Regions from separate parts of the Homo sapiens genome. Here regions 2 and 3 are each linked to region 1. Evidence: chromatin contacts called from ENCODE Hi-C or POLR2A ChIA-PET data. All regions are on one chromosome and are shown on one strand. The core of a region is the stretch at or near the end of the contact, and the rest is flanking DNA. Distances in the headings are between cores, read along the strand shown.

What was found. A loop is a pair of places that touch in the nucleus more often than their neighbours do. ChIA-PET counts read pairs that join two places held with the same protein, here RNA polymerase II (POLR2A). Pooled maps may share reads with other maps.
Region 2: a loop to region 1 is called in a map of endothelial cell of umbilical vein, with 25 times the contacts of the local background. The contact joins the promoter of GDF5 here to the promoter of EDEM2 in region 1. A Hi-C loop is called at or near these places in 18 of 168 maps with a recorded cell type or tissue (A673, CD4-positive, alpha-beta memory T cell, GM12878 and 14 more), 16 of 37 single-sample maps with no recorded cell type and 29 of 50 pooled maps. POLR2A ChIA-PET finds 5 or more read pairs at or near these places in 8 of 52 experiments (AG04450, GM12878, HCT116 and 5 more).
Region 3: a loop to region 1 is called in a map of B cell, with 10 times the contacts of the local background. The contact joins the promoter of SPAG4 here to the promoter of EDEM2 in region 1. A Hi-C loop is called at or near these places in 1 of 168 maps with a recorded cell type or tissue (B cell), 3 of 37 single-sample maps with no recorded cell type and 12 of 50 pooled maps.

What each region holds. Positions count from the first base shown.
Region 1 is chr20:35,145,535-35,149,377 of GRCh38, reverse strand. EDEM2 (ER degradation enhancing alpha-mannosidase like protein 2) reads left to right here and starts at 2,042. Exons shown (of 11, transcript NM_018217.3): 1 at 2,042-2,226; 2 at 2,443-2,553. The coding sequence starts at 2,120. MMP24-AS1-EDEM2 (MMP24-AS1-EDEM2 readthrough) reads left to right here. Exons shown (of 15, transcript NM_001355008.2): 6 at 2,443-2,553. The coding sequence starts at 2,459. RefSeq lists enhancers at 1,879-2,008, 2,257-2,860.
Region 2 is chr20:35,436,682-35,439,971 of GRCh38, reverse strand. GDF5 (growth differentiation factor 5) reads left to right here and starts at 1,744. Exons shown (of 2, transcript NM_000557.5): 1 at 1,744-2,674. The coding sequence starts at 2,044. RefSeq lists a silencer at 820-879 and promoters at 1,571-1,824, 1,289-2,043.
Region 3 is chr20:35,614,453-35,617,789 of GRCh38, reverse strand. SPAG4 (sperm associated antigen 4) reads right to left here and starts at 1,961. Exons shown (of 12, transcript NM_003116.3): 1 at 1,483-1,961; 2 at 550-654; 3 at 204-270; 4 at 1-11. The coding sequence starts at 1,786. RefSeq lists enhancers at 226-275, 1-455, 486-755 and a silencer at 1,186-1,915.

The DNA.
Region 1 (3,843 bases), core at 793-3,292:
GACTACAGGCGTCTGCCACCACTCCCGGCCAATTTTTGTATTTTTAGTAGAGACAGGGTTTCACCATATTGGCCAGGTTGGTCTTGAACTCCTGACCTCGTGATCCGCCCGCCTTGGCCTCCCAAAGTGCTGGGATTACAGGCGTGAGCCACTGCACCCGGCCAAGAAGAGTTTCTAAAAACATCCCAGGCTGGGTACAGTGGCTTATGCCTGTAATCCCAGCACTTTGGGAGGCCTGGCTGCACTCTGGCTCAACAAACTGAGCTATCACTTCCATCTGACTTTTTCAGCAAATAAGAGATAGCCAATCCTAGAATCATAGAAAGCTCGACCGAAAAGGATCTTAAAGATCCATTTGTTCAAACTCCTCATTATTTATAGACAAGGATGCTAGCCCCAGAGAAGGAGAGGGTCACATACACAGGTTATAGATGAGTGACAGAGTTGTAATTAACTGGATCCTAGATCTGACTTCAAATCCAGTGTTGGTTCTACCGCATGTCACACTGACCAAAGTCATGGGTGTTGCTGTGGTCTAAGGTGCTGACCAAATTTTAGAAACTTGGGAATAAGGGGAATGGAGAAATGGATCACAAACCTCCTGAAAGCTATAGTGCCCCAGGGTAGTCATTTGTCTTTTTTTTTTTTTTTTTTTTTTTTTTTTTGATATGGAGTTTTGCTGTTTTGCCCAGGCTGGAGTGGAGTGGCGCGATCCTCGCTCACTGCAACCTCCGCCTTCCGGTTTCAAGCGATTCTCCGGCCTCAGCCTTCCGAGTAGCCGGGATTTACAGGCACCCGCCACCACCCCTGGCTAATTTTTGTATTTTTAGTAAAGACGGGGTTTCACCATGTTGGCCAGGTTGGTCTCTATCTCTTAACCTCAGGTGATCCACGCACCTCAACCTCCCAAAGTGTTGGGATTACAGGCGTGAGCCACCGCGCCCAACCAGGGTATTCATTCTTACCCAAGACATTCTACAGGGCTGACAGGGGTAAAGCTTCCGGTTTGAGATGGAGACTGAAGGGACCATGATTGTGTAACCACATCCCAAATTGGGAGGAGAGAAGTGTCATGAATTCCTAGAACTGACGGGATTTCAGGAAACCTCAAGAGTGACAGCATCGGAAAATGCAAGAGGTTTTAAAAAAAAAAGAGTGGAAGTTTTGGACAAATAAATGTGAGTTGTGTCTTATACAATCAACAAGTAACTGGTTTGGGAAACTCAATATCCCTAAATAAGGGAGCAGACCACCCCTCATATTGTCTTATGCCCAATTTCTGCCTCAAAGAAAATGTAGGAGTTAAAAGAAAGACAGAAGTGAAATCAGTAGTCAGACAGCCCGGCGATGCATTCCAGGCCTGGTAATTAAAGATCGACCCCTCCTGACCTAACCGGTTATATTATCTATAGATTCCAGACATTGTATGGAAAAGCATTGTGAAAATCCCTGTCCTGTTCTGTTCCGTTCTGATTACCGGTGCACCGGTAATCAGTCACGTACCCCCTGCTTGCTCAATCAATCACGACCCTCTCACGCGGACCCCCTTAGAGTTGTAAGCTCTTAAAAGGGACAGGAATTGCTCACTCGGGGAGCTCCGTTTTTGAGAAGTGAGTCAGCTGACGCTCCCGGCCGAATAAAGCTCCTTCCTTCTTTAACCCGGTGTCTGAGGAGTTTTGTCTGCGGCTTGTCCTGCTAGGTAATAATGGTAAAGGCTGAACATTTCTCATGCTTACCCTGCCTTCATACTTAATAAGGTTGTTGAAAAAAATGAATGAGAGAATGCATTTTAAATGCTCCGTACAGTACTAGTACACAATAAGTGCTCAATACATGCTAGCTGTTATTATTAAAACATTAATTAATAACAGTAGTAACAACAGCCACTGACTTTAAGACACGTTGATCAGTGTTGCCGAAACCGTACATCCGAAGTTGCTCTTCGGCCGCGTTTCGCTGCCCATTGCATTCAGGGGCTTGTAGTCCGGAAGTGAGAGGCTGATTTCTCAGCGCGCAGGCGCAGTGGCGCGGATTCCCGGAAGAACCCGCAGCAGCTCCCAGGATGAACTGGTTGCAGTGGCTGCTGCTGCTGCGGGGGCGCTGAGAGGACACGAGCTCTATGCCTTTCCGGCTGCTCATCCCGCTCGGCCTCCTGTGCGCGCTGCTGCCTCAGCACCATGGTGCGCCAGGTCCCGACGGCTCCGCGCCAGATCCCGCCCACTACAGGTGAACTGTGACCCGCCCTTTCGCAGTTGGGGAATGGGAAGCGTGAACCCGGTCCTTTCCCTTTCCGTCCATCCCAGACCCCGACTTGCTCCGACACAGCCGCTAGGTCCCAGGGAGAAATCAGCTAGTGATTCCCACTTTCCGCCCTGTATCTTGTTCTTCCCCCGCTTGTTTTTGTGTTCTTGCCCCATGCCTGATTTCTCGTCCCCCACCCAGGGAGCGAGTCAAGGCCATGTTCTACCACGCCTACGACAGCTACCTGGAGAATGCCTTTCCCTTCGATGAGCTGCGACCTCTCACCTGTGACGGGCACGACACCTGGGGCAGGTAGTGCGAGCGGAGGGGCAAGGGGCGGCCAGGGTCTGACTCTCTGGGCCTCGGCGGGCGGGTCAGCTGGGGCTGGTGGCTTCATGGTCTCCTCACCGGCACCAGAAAGCTCCCAGCTGAGCTAGAGCCGCGCTCCCCGCAATTCTTACTATCACCTCCAGGATCCACTTAGCCTCTCGCAGTGAAAAAAAAAGTCCTGGATTAGCCGGGTGGGCTGGATCGCTGAGCTCAGCCCCAGCAGTAACAGGCATCAGCTGTGGGGACATAGGCAATTTCTGGAGTAACGAGATACCGTGGAAGGGCTCCAAGAATTAGAAAACCCACCCCTTTCATTATGTAGGTGGGCATTCAGATCCAGGAAGGAGTGTGACACTCCTAAAACTTAAGTCTTTGTAGTTGGTGTGCCCCGTGCCTGAAATACACTCCCCATTTTCCTCCCATCACTGGCTGCTGCTTGTCATTCAGATCTCAGCTCAGTATCTTAATACCCCTACGAGTTAGGTGCCATTATCCCTGTTTTACACACGAATGTGCTAAGGTCGGGAGAAATTAAACTCAAAACTTGTGATGGTTTTTATTTTTTTAAGTTGAAACAAAGTAAATACAAATGGCAAATTCAAGTGGTAAAAGATTATATACAATAAATATCTCCCATACCCTAGAATTCCAACTATTAACTTTCCTTTGTATCTGTCCAGAAATATTCTTGGTTTATACCATTATATATATAGATGTGTGTATGTGTATCTTTTTAAAATGAACTTCTTAAAGGCATAATTTACATATAATAAAATACACTCTTTTTTTTTTTTTTTTTTTTTTGAGATGGAGTTTCGCTCTTGTTACCCAGGCTGGAGTGCAATGGCGTGATCTTGGCTCACTTCAAACTCCGCCTCCTGGCTTCAAGCGATTCTCCTGCCTCAGCCTCCCAAGTAGTTGGGATTACAGGAGCCCACCACCACACCCGGCTAATTTTTTTGTGGAGACGGGGTTTTGTCATTTGGCCAGGCTGGTCTTGAACTCCTGACCTCAGGTGATCCACCCACCTAGGCCTCCCAAAGTGCTGGCGGATTACAGGCATGAGCCACTGTGCCCAGCCTACACTCGTTTGAAGTGACCACCATCACAGTCAAGATATGAAACACTTCTGTCACTTTAAAAAGTTCCCTTGTGGCCCTTTATAGTTCATCCCTGCACCACCACTGACCCTAACAATTGCTGTCTGCTTTCTGTCAGCATGTCTTTTTGAAACAGATGGAAACATACTAAACCACCCTGACTTTTTCATTA
Region 2 (3,290 bases), core at 495-2,994, 290 kb before region 1:
GCACTCCAGCCTAGGTGACAGAGTGAGACTCTGTCTCAAAAAAAAAAAAAAAAAAAAAAAAAAGAAGGAAGCCTATCTGACTATTGCTTCTCCCCCGCCATCCTTCTTACAGCGTGAAAAGTGTTGTTGTAGAGAAATGTACAGAAGGGGTAACTGGCTCTGTCTGGGGACGAGGAAAGGCTTCCCGAAGGAGGTAAATTTTCAGCTAAACTTCTCAGGATGTAGAGTGCTTCCTCCAGTTGTGGGAGAGAGAGAGGAGGATATTTCAGGTGAAGCGAACAGCTTTCCCCGCTGACCCTGTGTTAAGTTGCCCAGGGGCTCTACGGCGAAGGTTCCCCAGAGGAAGGGATCTTCCATACTTCAATGAGGCACTTTAAGAAACCCTTGAGTTCAGCTGGAATTCAGACCTTCCAGAGCTACCAGAAAAACATCATGTGGGAAATTGTGCCCGGCGCGGTGGCTCACGCCTGTAATCCCAGCACTTTGGGAGGCCGAGGCGGGCGGATCACGAGGTCAGGAGATCGAGACCATCCTGGCTAACATGGTGAAACCCCATCTCTACTACAAACGTAAAAAATCAGCCAGGTGTGGTGGCAGGGGCCTGTAGTCCCAGCTACTGGGGAGGCTGAGGCAGGGGAATGGCGTGAACCTGGGAGGCAGAGATTGCAGTGAGCTGAGATCATGCCACTGCACTCGACAGAGCGAGACTCCGTCTCAAAAAAAAAAAAAAAAAAAGCGTCATGTGGGAAATGGCTTTTCCAGCCTCCTGTAGGGGCCGCTGCTGCCCCAGACTCAGCCAGTCTTGTCTAAGAAAACTCAGAGGACGTCTCTGCTGGGGTGGTGGTGGGGTACACCCTGGACCTGCCGCCATCCAAGGAGTGAACTTAAGGGCGACAGTGCCCCCAAGCCTGAAGAATATGCACTCAGTCAATGGCATTTGGGGGTAGGGAGGGGGTGTAGTGGGCACTGATATTTTTCAGTCTCTGGGTCACCACAAGTTTATTAAAATAAAAGAAAATGTGGGTAAATGCTGCCATCTGTGCTGTCCCTACTCCCAATACACACACACAGGCACACACACACACAGGCACACACACACACAGGCACATAAACACACACACACACACACACACACACACACACACACGCATAACAAATCAGGTCCCAGACTAGATGCAGGAGTTGAAACTGCTTTAAAAACACTCTAAGAACTTAACTACAAACCCACACTCCCCATGCTTCTGGGGCTTAAGATCTTTGAGCTCATTCTTCAGCATCTCTCCTCGGGAAAGTGGGGTGGGCTGCTCCATGAGGTGGAGGTGAAGACCCCTGAGTCTGCCCTGTGGAGGGGGAGGCCCCCTAAGCCTAGAGTCCCGCTGCAGGGCTCTGTGCCAGGAGCCCCCGTGAGCCATGGCCTCGAAAGGGCAGCGGTGATTTTTTTCACATAAATATATCGCACTTAAATGAGTTTAGACAGCATGACATCAGAGAGTAATTAAATTGGTTTGGGTTGGAATTCCGTTTCCAATTCCTGAGTTCAGGTTTGTAAAAGATTTTTCTGAGCACCTGCAGGCCTGTGAGTGTGTGTGTGTGTGTGTGTGTGTGTGTGTGTGAAGTATTTTCACTGGAAAGGATTCAAAACTAGGGGGAAAAAAAAACTGGAGCACACAGGCAGCATTACGCCATTCTTCCTTCTTGGAAAAATCCCTCAGCCTTATACAAGCCTCCTTCAAGCCCTCAGTCAGTTGTGCAGGAGAAAGGGGGCGGTCGGCTTTCTCCTTTCAAGAACGAGTTATTTTCAGCTGCTGACTGGAGACGGTGCACGTCTGGATACGAGAGCATTTCCACTATGGGACTGGATACAAACACACACCCGGCAGACTTCAAGAGTCTCAGACTGAGGAGAAAGCCTTTCCTTCTGCTGCTACTGCTGCTGCCGCTGCTTTTGAAAGTCCACTCCTTTCATGGTTTTTCCTGCCAAACCAGAGGCACCTTCGCTGCTGCCGCTGTTCTCTTTGGTGTCATTCAGCGGCTGGCCAGAGGATGAGACTCCCCAAACTCCTCACTTTCTTGCTTTGGTACCTGGCTTGGCTGGACCTGGAATTCATCTGCACTGTGTTGGGTGCCCCTGACTTGGGCCAGAGACCCCAGGGGACCAGGCCAGGATTGGCCAAAGCAGAGGCCAAGGAGAGGCCCCCCCTGGCCCGGAACGTCTTCAGGCCAGGGGGTCACAGCTATGGTGGGGGGGCCACCAATGCCAATGCCAGGGCAAAGGGAGGCACCGGGCAGACAGGAGGCCTGACACAGCCCAAGAAGGATGAACCCAAAAAGCTGCCCCCCAGACCGGGCGGCCCTGAACCCAAGCCAGGACACCCTCCCCAAACAAGGCAGGCTACAGCCCGGACTGTGACCCCAAAAGGACAGCTTCCCGGAGGCAAGGCACCCCCAAAAGCAGGATCTGTCCCCAGCTCCTTCCTGCTGAAGAAGGCCAGGGAGCCCGGGCCCCCACGAGAGCCCAAGGAGCCGTTTCGCCCACCCCCCATCACACCCCACGAGTACATGCTCTCGCTGTACAGGACGCTGTCCGATGCTGACAGAAAGGGAGGCAACAGCAGCGTGAAGTTGGAGGCTGGCCTGGCCAACACCATCACCAGCTTTATTGACAAAGGGCAAGGTGAGGGGGCGGGGTGGCAGGGGCACGGCTCAGAGGGAGGGGCATCTGCATGAATGGAGGGGCTTTCAAAGCCCTGGCACTGCCCTGGTGGGAGACACTGTGTGCATCTGGCCCGGGGTGGGTGTCTGGGGACACTGACACATATCTCACACATAGCAGATCCTAGGCTGCCCACACATCAGGGCTGGAGGGCACCTAGGAAGCACCAGGTCCAACGCCTGCAAGGTGCAGAGTGGGCACTAAAGCCTAGAGAAGAGACAAGACCTGCCAGTTCGTGGCAGAGTTGGAGACCAGATTCCGAGACTTGATTGCTCAGTTGTGCATCTGTACCTGCTGGGCTGGCCGAACTTTCCAAGCTTCACAGGTTTGTAGGCGGTCTCAGACGGCAGAGAAAGAAATGAATCTTGAGGTCCCCATGCTTCTGCAACTTTGCCCTCAGGCAAGGGGATAGAGGAGGCAAGAGAGGTGCACACAGTAAATGGGGCATCTTGGAGTCATGGAATGATGTTCAGATACATGGGGAGGGAGCAGACCCAGGGCCTAACTCGCAGTATGACCTTGGGAAAGCTCCTTCTCACTTGGGGTCTCCGTTTTCCCATCTGTACACCTATATGGG
Region 3 (3,337 bases), core at 712-3,211, 470 kb before region 1:
AACAGACCTCCCTGGGGAACCGGAGGGAGGCTGAGGCCCCGACCTGCTCAACCCTCCAGTCCCCACCCCAGGGTCCTAGACCCAGCTCTTGCCAACATGACTCAATCAGATCTGAATCGGCTCAAGCGCCAGCAAGGTTCCGGCCCTGCTCCCCACCCCCTCCAAAGAGCTGTTCCTGGGGCGCCAGCGTCCCTTCCTCTGACCTGTACATGCTGACCAGCACGTCTCCTGCCAGGGATAACAACACGCTCAGCCCCTGGAAGAGCAGGCCTGAGGCCAGGACAGAGGGTCAGAGAGGGGCCCACGGCAGGGAGAGGCGGGGCTCAGCCTGCGTGGTGTCCGGGTTCAGAAGGGGCTTGGGAGGGGCCGGGGGTGGGCCTGGGGCTCAGGAAGAGAGGGTCGGCTAGGATAATTGGATGGGGGCTAGGAATGAGTTGAGGCTCGGAGAGGGGCTCGATACTCAAACGGGGGCCGGGGGCTCAGAGAGAACTGGAGTTCGGAGAGGGGAACCCGAGGGTCAGAGGGGATCGCAGCTGGCCTGGCCCGTACTCAGAAAGCTCTTGAACACCCGCGGGGGAGGCATCTCCTGCCTCAGATCCAGGGTCGGGAGAAGGTCGAGCGGCTCCTCAGAGACTACTGGAGACCCAGTCGGTTCTGCGGGAACCCAAGGGCTCCACTGGGGCCTTGCGGACCACAGACCTATTTTCCCCTCGAGACCGGGCCGCAGATTGCTCAGTCCACAAGCCAGACAGCTGGGAAGTCTCTCACAGGCTTTGGTCCCACCGCAGCCCTATCCCGGCTCCAGCTCCGCCCTCTGAAGCCCCGCCCCTCAGGGAGGCTCCGTCAAGAGTTGGTCTCCTGGCCGGGCGCGGTGGCTCACGCCTGTAATCCCAGCGATTTGGGAGGCCGAGGCGGGCGGATCACCTGAGGTCGGGAGTTCGAGGCCAGCCTGATTAACACGGAGAAACCCCGTCTCTACTAAAAACACAAAAATTGGCCGGGCATGGTGGCGCACGCCTGTAATCCCAGCTACTCGGGAGGCTGAGGCGGGAGAATCGTTTGAACCCGGGAGGCGGAGGTTGCGGTGAGCCGAGATCATGCCATTGCATGGCATGGGCAACAGGAGCGAAACTCCGTTGCAAAAAAAAAAAAAAAAGAGTTGGTCCCTCCCCCAAACGGATGACCCGCCCCCAGCCTTAGATCTTGGTGGAACCCAATTGTCCTGGGAGCCACTCACGCTAACATTGAGGCCGCGCCCCCTCAGTGGCACCCAACCACAAGATTTTCCCCGCCCCTTCCCATAACCGTCCAGGACACCGAGGCTCCGCCCCTTAAGGGATCTCATTTAGCACCATCCCTTTACCCTACAGGACCCACCTTGTAGGAGGTGCCCAGATATCATCTTAGCCCCGTCCCCGCCCAGCACCGCCCTTTAGGCCCCGCCCCCTCCACTGGCTCACCCGGGGTCGACCCCGCCCGCACCCGAGGCCCCGCCCCTCACGGTTGCCGCGCCACAGGCTGTCTGCCAGTTGTGGCTCCGAGGCGCTGGCTTCTGCTGAGAGCTTCCTGCCCATGTGGTTCCTCCGGGCACTCCCGCGCTCAAGGCGGGCTCACCGCAGCTCGGGCCCCGGGCTCTTCTGCCCTCGGGCTCCCCAGGCCCGGGCTCCGCTGACCGGAGCCCTTTGCTGTCCTCCGAGGTGATGCTCATTGAGCTGTTCTCGCTGAAAAAGTTGGGCGTGTGCTTGCGCGAGGACGAGGCCGAGCCCGGGCGGGAGCTTCGCCGCATCCTGACCCCCTGCTGCCTAGTCACTGACGCTAAAGCCGCCGCTGCGGTCGCCAAGGCCCTGGGGCCTCCTTCAGCCGCTGCGCGCCGCGGGGACCCCACGGACCCTGCGTGAAGTCGGCAGGCCCCGCGGCCGCACCTGCCCTCCCGCTGTGTCCCGGCCGGCTGCTGACGTCACAGAGGAGCCTCGGTCTCCGCGGGCTGCCCTGGCCGCGCGTCACGGAGCTGGCCGTGACGTCACCTGGAGCCGTAGCCATGGCAGCCTCTCCTTCTGACTTTGTTGTTGTTTAAGAGACAGGGTCTTTCTCATTGCCCAGGCTGGAGTGCAGTGGCCTGATCATAGCTCATTGTAACTTCGAACTCCTAGGCTCAAGCGATCCTCCCGCCTCGGCCTCCCAAAGCGCTGGGAGTACAGGCGTCAGCCACCGCGCCCGGCCTCTTTTACAGCAAGCGATGATGTCACAGCACTTCCCAGAAAACCCCATCTAAAATGGCACTCAGTCTATAACAGTTTTTTTCTTTCTTTCTTTCTTTCTTTCTTTCTTTCTTTCTTTCTTTCTTTCTTTCTTTCTTTCTTTCTTTTTTTTTTTTTTTTGAGATGGAGTCTCATTCTGTTGCCCAGGCTGGAGTGCAATGGCGCGATCTTGGTCCACTGCAACCTCCGCCTCCCGGGTTCAAGCGATTCTCCCGCCTCAGCCTCCTGAGTGGCTGGGATTACAGACATGCACCACCATGCCTGGCTAATTTTGTATTTTTAGTAGAGACGGGGTTTCTCCATGTTAGTCAGGCTGGTCTTGAACTCCCGATCTCAGGTGATCCACCCGCCCCGGCCTCCTAAAGTGCTGGGATTACAGGCATGAGCCACTGCGCCCAGCATTTTTATTTTTATTTTATTTTTATTTTTTGAGACAGAGTCCTGCTGTGTCGCCCAGGCTGGAGGGCAGTAGTGCAATCTCGGCTCAGTGCAACCTCCGCCTCCCGGGTTCAAGCGATTCTCCTGCCTCAGCCTCCCGAGTAGTTGGGATTACAGACACCCGCCATCATGCCTGGCTAATTTTTGTATTTTTGTAGAGACGGGGTTTTACCATGTTGGCCAGGCTGGTCGTGAACTCCTGACCTCAGGTTATCCGCCTGCCTGGGGCTCCCAAAGTGCTGGGATTACAGGAGTCAGCTACTGCGCCTGGCCTCTTTTAAAGCAAGTGATGACGTCACAGCACTTCCTAGAAAACCCCATCTAAAATTGCACTTAGCAAATACCAGTTTCTATCCCCCTTCCCTGTTTTGTTTTTCTCCTCAGCACGTGTCACTAACATGCTATATATTTCATTTCTCTCTTTCTTTGAGATGGAGTCTCGCTCTGTTGCCCAGGCTGGAGTGCAGTGGCATGATCTCAGCTCACTGCAACCTCCATCTCCCGGCCTCAAGCAATCCTCCCGCCTCAGCCTCCCGAGTAGCTGGGACTACAGGCTTGCGCCACCACACCCAGCTAATTTTTGTATTTTTTGTAGAGATGGGGTCTCGCTATGTTGCCCAGGCTGGTCTTCAACTCCTGAG